3 separate regions of the Homo sapiens genome follow, and all the other regions are linked to region 2. A link is a contact called in ENCODE Hi-C data. All regions are on one chromosome and are shown on one strand. The core of a region is the stretch at or near the end of the contact, and the rest is flanking DNA. Distances in the headings are between cores, read along the strand shown.

The links. Hi-C counts contacts between places; a loop is a spot of excess contacts on that map. Pooled maps may share reads with other maps.
Region 1: a pooled map shows a loop between it and region 2 (14-fold over the local background). The contact joins the enhancer-like site here to the promoter of UTP25 in region 2. A Hi-C loop is called at or near these places in 6 of 50 pooled maps.
Region 3: a pooled map shows a loop between it and region 2 (6-fold over the local background). The contact joins the promoter of LPGAT1 here to the promoter of UTP25 in region 2. A Hi-C loop is called at or near these places in 5 of 50 pooled maps.

Annotation. Positions count from the first base shown.
Region 1 is chr1:212,557,400-212,560,578 of GRCh38, reverse strand. No RefSeq gene overlaps it. Among named protein-coding and RNA genes, the nearest start is that of LINC01740, 13 kb to the right of the region's middle. RefSeq lists enhancers at 1,203-1,342, 1,843-1,972, 1,352-2,089 and a silencer at 1,513-1,782. Within about 2 kb of position 1,543, at least 38 of the 41 ENCODE cell types and tissues checked have a DNase peak (open chromatin) inside an H3K27ac peak, as active enhancers do.
Region 2 is chr1:209,826,134-209,829,362 of GRCh38, reverse strand. UTP25 (UTP25 small subunit processome component) reads right to left here and starts at 1,391. Exons shown (of 12, transcript NM_014388.7): 1 at 1,193-1,391. The coding sequence starts at 1,299. RefSeq lists an enhancer at 1,302-1,351.
Region 3 is chr1:211,829,513-211,833,104 of GRCh38, reverse strand. It overlaps LPGAT1 (lysophosphatidylglycerol acyltransferase 1), which reads left to right and starts at 2,342. Exons shown (of 8, transcript NM_014873.3): 1 at 2,342-2,532. It overlaps LPGAT1-AS1 (LPGAT1 antisense RNA 1), which reads right to left and starts at 2,144. Exons shown (of 6, transcript NR_135820.1): 1 at 2,065-2,144; 2 at 1,693-1,849. RefSeq lists a silencer at 2,158-2,917.

The sequences.
Region 1 (3,179 bases), core at 294-2,793, 2.7 Mb before region 2:
TGTAGCCTGAAGAGGTGGCTGCAATATTTAGCCAAGTACCAGTAGTGATTGTCAGATGTAACAGTGACAGTGGCTCACTCACTTTGCTCCATTTCCAGAACACGGTCACCATCATTTTGCTCAAAATTTTGAGAAGTTGTTGTTGTTTCTAATTTGTTTTTGGCACAAGCATGCTGTTCCGATAGGAAACTTTCTGTTGTTTTATGCTCGAGCGGGGACGATGAAAGAGGAGATAACCAAGTGTTTCTTCTGCACTTGGGCAGATCTGGTCGCTGGTAGGCCAGGTGAGGACTCTTTAAGTAGAAATGGCCTCTCGAGTTTCCAGAAAGGAAACACAGAGTCAAGGGTGGGTCTGGCAGGGCTGGGACGAAGGGGAGCCAAGTGGGGTGCCTAAGGTGTAAAACTGAAGGCGGCGCTCATGGTCAGGCCCTGCAAGCACAGGGTGGGCGCCTGATGCGATGCCTCCTCATACACCTTCTCATGGCTGGGCCCTGAGGCCGACCACCTCCATCTCTGGAGATCTGGTCTGGCGCCGGTTACCTGCTGAAAGGCACTGAGATTGTGTTCCAAGTGGAAAAGTTGGTTCCAGCGGACTCACATGCATAGAATAAGACACACATTTCACAGCCCACCTTCATCACCAAAACCATGGACTTCGGAGTCTGATGACCTGGGACTGACTTCCAGCTCGCCATTCATTAGCTGTGTGACCCAGGGAAACGCTTAATCGTGTGCCTCGATTTCCGTCCTCATCAGTAAAATGGGGAGGACTCAGAGAAGAGGACTAAACGACAAGGGGATGGAGGATCATGAAAACACCTGGCACAGAGCAAACCTCAGTAAATTGTGAGTTCCCTGTGAGGCCCTGATGTTGTTTACGATCACGTGTTGGCCAGGGATCCTGGCCTCTGGAAACTTCCATTGGCAACATTAGCACAGTAGGAGGGTTTGGAGATCAGTCCACGAATTTACCACCCAGCGAAATTAACTGGTTTCTAGTCACACCACTAATGACAGTTTAGACACAGTCAAAACGGTGATAAATGGACCTAGTTGGCCCAAGCTGATGGATTCATAAATAAATATTTAAACCACAGCCTTTCTCTGACAGCAGAGGCATCAGAGAGCAGAGACGCTATAAGCAAAGAGTTAAGGAGTCAAGGGCCATAGAAAACTCTTCCTGACACTTGGTTCAGGCTCAGAGGGCAACTGAGATGTCCATCTGGTTAACCAAAGAGGGCTTCCAGGAGGAGGTTCTGGGACTTCAAAGAGCCTCCAACTAGGCTCAGTTGTTCTTCCGTTTTCATCATCATCTCAACAGTCAACTCTCTTAAAGTATAACACGGTACAAGATGGGCTCTCAGTCTGCAGGTGAGTGAGTGGAGTCGTTTCCCCAGATGTTTCACGATCCCAGGCCTGGTCCCTTTAAGGCATCGAAACTCAGAACATTCTATCAGCTGCCTCGGCCTCCCCGTGGCGCGCTTACGTCACCCTTCGGGGAAGCGGCTGACGTCAGCGCGTTCTTGGCGAGTGGGGCGGGGCCGGTGACTCACCCGGACCGCGCCCCTTGCTCCCCGCCCCCGCCGGGCCGCGCGCACGTGAGCGCGCGCTGCGCGGGTTGCTAATTTTAGCTCCGGCGGCTTCCCTGGGGTCCCGTGAGGTGAAGGGGAGTGGAGGGGACGAGGCGGGCAAGGAGCGTGGCTCTCCTCGTTCCTTCCTGCCCCGCCGTGGGTTTTCCTCGAGGACCGGGCCCGGCCCGAGGGGTGGGGGCCCGCGGGCGACTCGAGGTGCTGGAACGCGGGCGCTTACCGAGGCGAGAACCTAGGGGGTCTCCCCGCGTGGAAACCCCGCCCCTCCCTCGGCCTTGGACACAGTCGGCGCTCAATAAATGAATCGAAGTTTCTTCCTGGACGGCGACCCTGGGCTTTCGGGAGAAAGCCAGAGGGGCAGGGTTCTGGAAGGTTCCCTGGCGGCTGGGGTGCGGTGCGGGCTGAAATCCGAGCAGGAGCTGGGCGCGGCCCTCGGGGACCGACTATGGGGGACGGCGCCGCGGGAGTGGGGCAAGTGCGGGCCTGGACCCTTGGGGCCACCGCGTCAGCAGTCGGCGGGGCCGTGGGAGGGACGGTGCCCGCCCGCTGTGAAGGGCGGTGGCCCTTCTAGGGTCAGGCCAAGCGCAGAGGCCTGAAGGTCACCGGGTGAGGAGCCAGCGCGGGTGCCTCAGAAGCCAAGCGCCCCGTCCCGAGCCCTGCGCGAACCAGTATGACCTTCCAGGAACCAGATGAGAGCTGCGTTTTCAAGAAGCAGTGCCAGACACCTTGGGAAATCGACACTCTCCTGTCCTTGGGTGGGGGTGGGGGTCCTGGAAAGAAGCTCCGTCAGCGTAAAGTGAACTCTTAGCTTTGACTTTGCAGAGGGATCCGTTGTGTCACAGTGACCCGCATTCCTGTCATTGGTGTGGTGTGTTTCACAGCCATTGCCTCCCTAGGTAGATTGTAAAACGGCGTTCGTAGAGCCTTTGACCTCATAATATTATGTTGGAAATTACACGATAGTAAACATAATGATAAATGGGGAATGTTAAATGGTAGTATGGGAACATTTTCTAATGGTTGCATCCTTAAAATTTTCTGTTTCAAGTTTTTAAAGGCTATAGCCTTAAAAAAAGCTGACTGTAGGAAAATGGTGGAAAGAGTCGTGGAATAAAGGTAGCTTTGGGGATTATGACGTGAATAAATGACAGAAATTAGTATGTGTCATTTTCCTTTGTTTTCCAAAAATACCACAATGTCCTTTGTAAATTGGAAGTTTTTCAGATGTGCATGTGGAAGCTGCAAGATTTTTAGGGCTTTATATCCATCTTAAAACTGGTTTTAAAGGATTGGCAATTACAATCTAATACTGGTATTTGTAGCAAATACATCCAGAGGTAGGCATACTGGTTTTTTAATATTGTTATATGGCAACAAAGGTCTCTTTGTCCTAATTTGTAGGACAAAGTTGCAACCACATTTTCCTCAATGTAATGCTTATGGGGGGAGGGTCTTAAATTGATTTGAAAGCAGGTTGTATTAGGATTCTCCAGAGAAACAGTACCAATAGGATATACAGGCATACCTCATTTTATTGTGTCTCACTTTATTGCACTTTGCAGATAATGTGTTATTTACAAATTGGTACCG
Region 2 (3,229 bases), core at 142-2,641:
GTTCCTTATCGTAATTGCAAAGATCAATGATGTCCCAACAAATTCTTTAAAAACACACACAACATATGATGTGACTATAACTAACAATTTATTGTATATTTTCAAATGGCTAGAAGAGCGGATTTTCAATGTTCCCAACGCAAAGAATTGATGTTTGAGATGATGAATATGCTAATTACCCGGATTTGATCATTACACATTGGGTACATGTATTGTTATCAAAATATCACACTGTATCCCACAAATATGTACAATCATTTTATGTAAGTTAAAAATAATTATAAAAACAGGCCAAGCGCGGTGGTTCACGCCTGTAATTCCAGCACTTTGGGAGGCCAAGGCGGGCAGATCACCCGAGGTCAGTAGTTCGAGACCACCCTAGCTAACATGGTGAAACCCCGTCTCAACTAAAAATACAAAAAATTGATCGGGTGTGATGGCGGGCGCCTGTAATCCCAGCTACACGGGAAGCTGAGGCAGGAGAATCGCTTAAGCCCGGGAGACGGAGGTTGCAGTGAGCTGAGATCGCGCCACTGCACTCCAGCCTGGGCGACAAAGCGAGACTCTGTCTTAAAAAAAAAAAATTATATATATACATATATATATGTGTGTCTACAAAAAATTCCTAGATCTCTGACCACACAAAAATCCGCCCCCATAGCTGGGCGCGGTGGCTCACGCCTGTAATCCCAGCACTTTGGGAGGCCGAGGTGGGTGGATCACCTGAGGTCAGGAGTTCAAGACCAGCCTGGCCAACATGGTGAAACCCCATCTCTACTAAAAATACAAAAAATCAGCCGGGCTTGGTGGCGGGCGCCTGTAATCCCAGCTACACGGGAGGCTGAGGCAGGAGCATCGCTTGAACCCGGGAGGAGACAGAGGTTGCAGTGAGCCAAGATCGCGCCATTGCACTCCAGCCTGGGCGACAGAGCGAAACACCGTCTTAAAAAAAAAAAAAAAATCCTCCCCCACACAACGGGCGTGCCTCTTAGCAGGAAATTACAGGCTCAACAAAAAGGCCCGTGAAGCACTCCATCTCCCGGCGGGATGGCGCCAGAATCTCCCCGGCCGAGCACAGCGGGAGCCAGGGAATAGTGGGAAAAGGCCGGAGCAGCACTATCTGGGAGACCAGAGGACCAAACTCGAGGATACATCTCTGGCGACTGGGGAGCCCTGCCACGCCCCTTCAGACCTGTCATAGAAGGGATGCTCCTCGCCGAAATCTCGAAGATGTTTCTTCTGCTTTTTAGTTAGGGTGTTGAGTAGCTGGCTCTGGCTCCGGCTCCCGCGTTTGCCCATAGCGAAAACGTCAAGTTTGCCCACTTGCAAGAGTCGCGGTTTTCCACCAGGAAGTTGTCCAGTCAACACAAGCACGTGGGCTCGCTGACTGCGCTTTACGGCGAAAGCAAGGTGCCATAAAGCAGATCCGCTTTACGTCGCGCTCGTACGACAGGCTTAGAACATCCGGTTCCCGGTTCTGCCCCCTACCGCAGCTCTTTGAAAGCACGGGAGTTCGTTCACTAGTGTTCTCAGAGCCCTAGAACGTGGGCAGCTGGGCTTCCCGGGTTGCGTGAGTCGGGGGCATGAGCTTTGTGCTTGTGTTTTGGTTATGGAAATCAGTCTGCGTAAATGTGTAGTAGCGGAGATAGTCGAATGCAGTGACTTTACAGTATACTGCAATAAAAATATCAACCAACATTTAAGGGTGCCTGAACATCTCACTTCATCACCACAACAGTGTACAGATAGGTCTTGTTAATAAGCCTGGTGTTGCAGATAAGGAAACTGATGCTTAGAAAAGATAACACGCTAGCGGCCGGGCGCGGTGGCTCACGCCTGTAATCTCAACACTTTGGGAGGCCGAGATGGGCGGATCACCTGAGGTCAGGAGTTCGAGACCAGCATGGCCAAACATGGTGAAACCCCGTCTCTACTAAAAGTACAAAAATCAGCCGGGCGTGGTAGCGGGCGCCTGTAATCCCAGCTACTCAGGAGGTGAGGCAGGAGAATCGCTGGAACCCGGGAGGTGGAGGTTGCAATGAGCCGAGATCACTCCACTGCACTCCAGCCTACTCCAGCCTGGGCGACAAAAGCTAGACTCCATCTCGAAAAAAAAAAAAAAGAAGAAAAGAAAAGAAAAGATAACACGCTAGCAAGAGAAGAGAGAAAAACCTTAACTGATGCAACCACATGCTTTTACCCATTAGGGTCTGCCGCCTGTGTGTGTTATATCAATCATGGGGCCCACAAGTCTGAGATTCCCACCCTCACCCTATTCTCGCATTTTCTGAAAGTATTGGAAGAGTCCCCGCAAACAAATCTGTTCCAGCATTCCCCATTTAACAACAGCAGAAACACATCTAGAGAGGTAAAGTGACTTTACTGAAATCACCCCAGTCAATGCTAGAAAAGGCTGTGAAACCCAATCCAGTGTCTCATAACTGAACTCGGACAAAAGGGGATGGAAAAGCTTTTGAAGGTAAAGGAACCATCTTACATTTTGATCATGCTAGTAGTTACACCTTGTATACATAAGAAAAGTTAAACTGTACAGTTAAAATGGGTGAATTTTAATGTATTTAAATAACACCTAAATAAACAGGAAAAAGCAAAAATATAAAAGTAGACTCAGTATTCTAGGGATTTGCAAGTGTGCAGGGCTGCTTGAGACCACAGGATAAAGATGGTGAGATCCTTTTCCTAATAGTAACTTATGCTACCATGTTCTATAGAAACAGAGTGCTTAAATCATAAGCCGCAGAATTCACTTGAATATTTACGGTAAAACAGGAGCGTCCAAAATGAGAGAAATGAGAAGCAAAATAATAGCTCTGCTATTGGAGTGCTACTGTGGGAAATTTGGGTTTTCCCTGATACTGTGTCACACCATAGAAGTTGTAATAAAACCATTAGAATGCGATTCTTGTCAGTTCTAGTGACCATCTACTATTCCTAATTAGATTCGGAGAGGCTGGGGTGGGGATGGGAGGACAGGGCCGGAGAATATGAGGAACACATGCAAACAGAGCGGGTGGTGCCCAGCAGCTGGGCCAGCCAAGGAACCCATAAATAGCCATTTGTCTTCTATGTAATTTCAAGATAAAAGGTACAGTCACTTAGGTCAACAAAAGCCTGTTTGCAAGATGTCATCATATATTTTAAGGTGCTGACCACAGTATAACTTGGCTATAGCAATAAAGAGCCATCCTTTTTCCCCCTCCCAACATAT
Region 3 (3,592 bases), core at 1,093-3,592, 2.0 Mb before region 2:
AATAGGCTATGGAACAATCTCAGGAGGCTTCCTAAGTGGTTGAAAGGAGGCAGGGCAAAAAAATTGTAGTATAGGCAAGAGGAAGGTAAAACTAACTAAAACGAACTTCGAAATGCAAGAAATAAACACAAGCATCATCTGAAATTGTTCCCTTAAGAAGTCAGCCCTAACAGTTTCTTATCTATTATAGCAGCTGAATTATCTTGAAACTGATATTGTGGTCAGAAAGTTAAGAAGATAACCCCTCTCCTACACTCTTGGCACAAAACCAGGGCATATCTATACCTGGAACATAATGTGTTGTACTGTTGGTTGAGTTTCAAGAAAAGTCCAATGAGGTTGGAAGCAGTTAATATGAGGATATCTGAAAAGATCAAGGAGATTAGGTATTCCCTACTCCTTCCATAAGGAGGTACTGAAATGGCAGAATTCTGCAATGAGAGATGGTGATCAGCAAGCCGAGGGGACAGGCCTCAGAAGAAACCAGACCTCCCCACACTTTGATCTCTGATCTTGGCCTTCAGAACTTCGAGAAAATAAGTTTCTGTTGTTTAAGCCACCCAGTTTGCAGTATTTTGTTATGGCAGCTCTAGCTGACTAACACACATGAGAACACATATGATCAAATGATTTAAAATTATGAAGGGTCTAGAAGAGAATGTGATCATCTCAGAATACCTCTAAGTCAGGGTTTCTTAAAGCAAGGTCTGCATACTACTTGCATCAGAATCACCTATGACGCTTTTTAAAAAGCAGGTTCTCAGGTCCACTGGACCTAGATTATTAAAATGTTCTGGTATGATGCTGAAGAATCTGTCTCTTTGGTAGACACTTCAAGTGTTGTTTTTGTACACTAAAGAGCCAGAGGTCCTGCCCAACCTCTGGCTCTTTTCTGAGCCTGAAAATGAATTCTGGGCCTGGTACTAATTGCATTTCATCAAGTGCTGCTGTGTCTGGTCCTCTGGCAGATGGTCCCTGATCCAGGAATCACGTGTAAATCCCATTGTAGGTTATCTCTCTCCAGGTGTCAGCCAACGTTTACGCAGCATGTGGGAAAGCTGAATTGCATGGACCAGATGGAATCCTTAGAGTTTATTCTTGATTGTGGAAATAAATATGTACCTCACCTATCTTACTGAAGAATATAATGACATATTTTGAATAATAAAGTATATATATTATCTCTCTCATGAGATTTATTTAAAGATCTTACTACCTTGTCAATAAAGAGAGAATGCAAGGAATAGAATGGGGCATATCTTTCCTTCACCTGTGGACCTAAGAGGAACTGAAATTAGAGAAAGTTGAGAGTCCAGAGCAAACGCTGTGATGAACATTTTCAAAATAGGCAGAATAGGTGGCATTCTGATTCAAATATGGCAGTTCCCTAGGGAGTGTGAAATCTGCCCTGCCCCATCCCCTCCATTTACAAATGTGCTTAAGGGACATAAGGTTTTATAAACAGGATTTTTAAAAACTAAAATTTAGGCAGATCATTTAAGAATGCTCAAGGGGGTAGGTCAATGGACTATTTCTCTATTTTCCTTCAGGTGGTCCAGCCTTTGAACCAGAATGCAGCTATAGTATCCCAAGTGACGGGGTCTGTCTAGGAGTTCCCATGGCCACTGTTTTTTGTCTTTTCGGTTTTTCTTTTTATGGCGGGCGGGGGAGGGCGGGCGGGTGAGTACTTACTTAATGCCAGGCACTTGGTTGTTTTTTCCTTCTTGACTAACCAGATTTCAGTTTCTCTGTGTAGACCATTCATTCCCACTGAGTTTCTTGGTGGGGTGGTGGGGGCGGGGGCGATGAATGGGAAAGTGGAATTGCCATTAATGTTCCAGCTGCTTTCCTGAAACAAGACTTTTGACCGTAAAAAGAATGAATTTGAAACTCTAGACAATAATACACTGCAGAGGTTAAGAAGAAAAGCCATGAGTGCAACCGGGTTTCATTAAGAATGAAAAGTGGACATTTAGCCGTCAAGGAGACAGGTTCCTAGTTTGGGCAGAGAAGAGAGCCCTAACAATGAAAGGCGGCCGTGTTGGCTGAAAGGGGGCTCTCAACTGAAACCAAGGCACTCCTGGGGTGTGAGGATGGGTGTTCATTCCTAGATCTTTCCGAGCGGCCCTTTCCCTCAGTATGTTCTGGACTCACTGAGGTCCTGGCCGAGCGTCCAGGTAGCCCCGAGGGCCCCGACTCGCTGGCGCAGGGGTAGGGGGAGCGGGCCAGGCGGGGCAAGCGGGCCAGGCAGCGGCGGCGGCGCTTTCATTAGAGGGCGCTGTGGGAGCGGCTCCGCCGCAGTCCCGACTCCCGCCGCTTCCTCCCGCCGCCCCTCCCCGCCAGTCCGGGCGAACGCGGCCGGGCCCTTGGGGACCGAGTCTCGGCGCCGCCGGGGAACGGGCGCGGGCCGCGCCACAGCCGGAGCGGGGCAGGGCCCCGCCACCGCCTTCTTCCGCCGGCCCCGCCGCCGGCCATGCATTCTTCCGGCTCCTCTGACTCCCAAAGCCCCGGCTGGGGCCCGGCCAGCCCGAGGTAACCTCCGGCTCCGCGGTCGCAGGCCCCAGAGCGGCAGCGGAGCCGGGCCAGGGGAGGCGCTGGGGGCGGGGAAGGGGGTGTCGTCGTCGCGTGGCCCGGGGAGGCGGCAGCGGCCTGAGGGACGAGGGCGCGGTAGGCCCCGGGGAGGAGGCGGGGGCGCGGGGCATCCGCCCGCCTCCCCGGGACCCGCCCGGGTGACAGGTCCGGCCTCTGAGTCCCCGCCGTCCCTCTGTCCGCAGGCAGCCGCGAGGGGAGTAGGGCGCCAGCGCGCCCGCTCGCGCAGCGCCTCGGGCCGCTTGGGCCGCCACCGCGTCCATGACCGCGACCCCTCGGCGGGGGACACCCGCCCCCGCTCTCCGCAGCCGCCCGCCGTCCGCGCCCGCCGAGGTGAGCCCGGCGCGCGGGCCGCGCCCGCCGCCACGACCCTTCCACATCCGCGGAAACCGCTGCAGGCTCCACCGGCTCCCCGCGCTGCGGTCGCCTCTTCTCTGCCCCTTTCATCATCCCCTGCTTCCTTGCCCTCTGGTCGGAAATCTCATTCTCTTCATCCCCAGTTCCTTGGCTTTTACCTCTTTCTGGCTTTTGCTCCCTTCCCCCTACTCCTGTCCTTCCTCTTTTTCGCATTATAACCCCCTACTTTCTTCCTCTCACCTTGTAAGCTTTTTTTCTAGGCCCCCCATTTTTTTTCTTAAAAAAAAAAGGGAAACAAAAACCCTATTGCTACAAATGAGAATTTTGAGGGTAACTCTTCGCTAGAGCCAGAGACCTTTTAAAGGAATGCATCGGTGTGCAGGAATCGTGGTGGTGAGGAGACTGAGGTCCTCAGTATCTGGGAAATCTTATTGAGGGGACCCTGTTTCGGTCATGTCACTTGTGTCTTCAGTTTGGAGATCCTGAGGTTGTCTGAAGCGAGTGGATCTATTTTTCTAAGTCCAATAGACGACCGCAGTGAGACACGGTGCGGGGACGGCCACCGATTACTGAATGGGAATTGTGTTATCATTTGCTAAATATATTGTGACATACTTCGTGCCTCGGTGAACAGCTCCCTTGACCT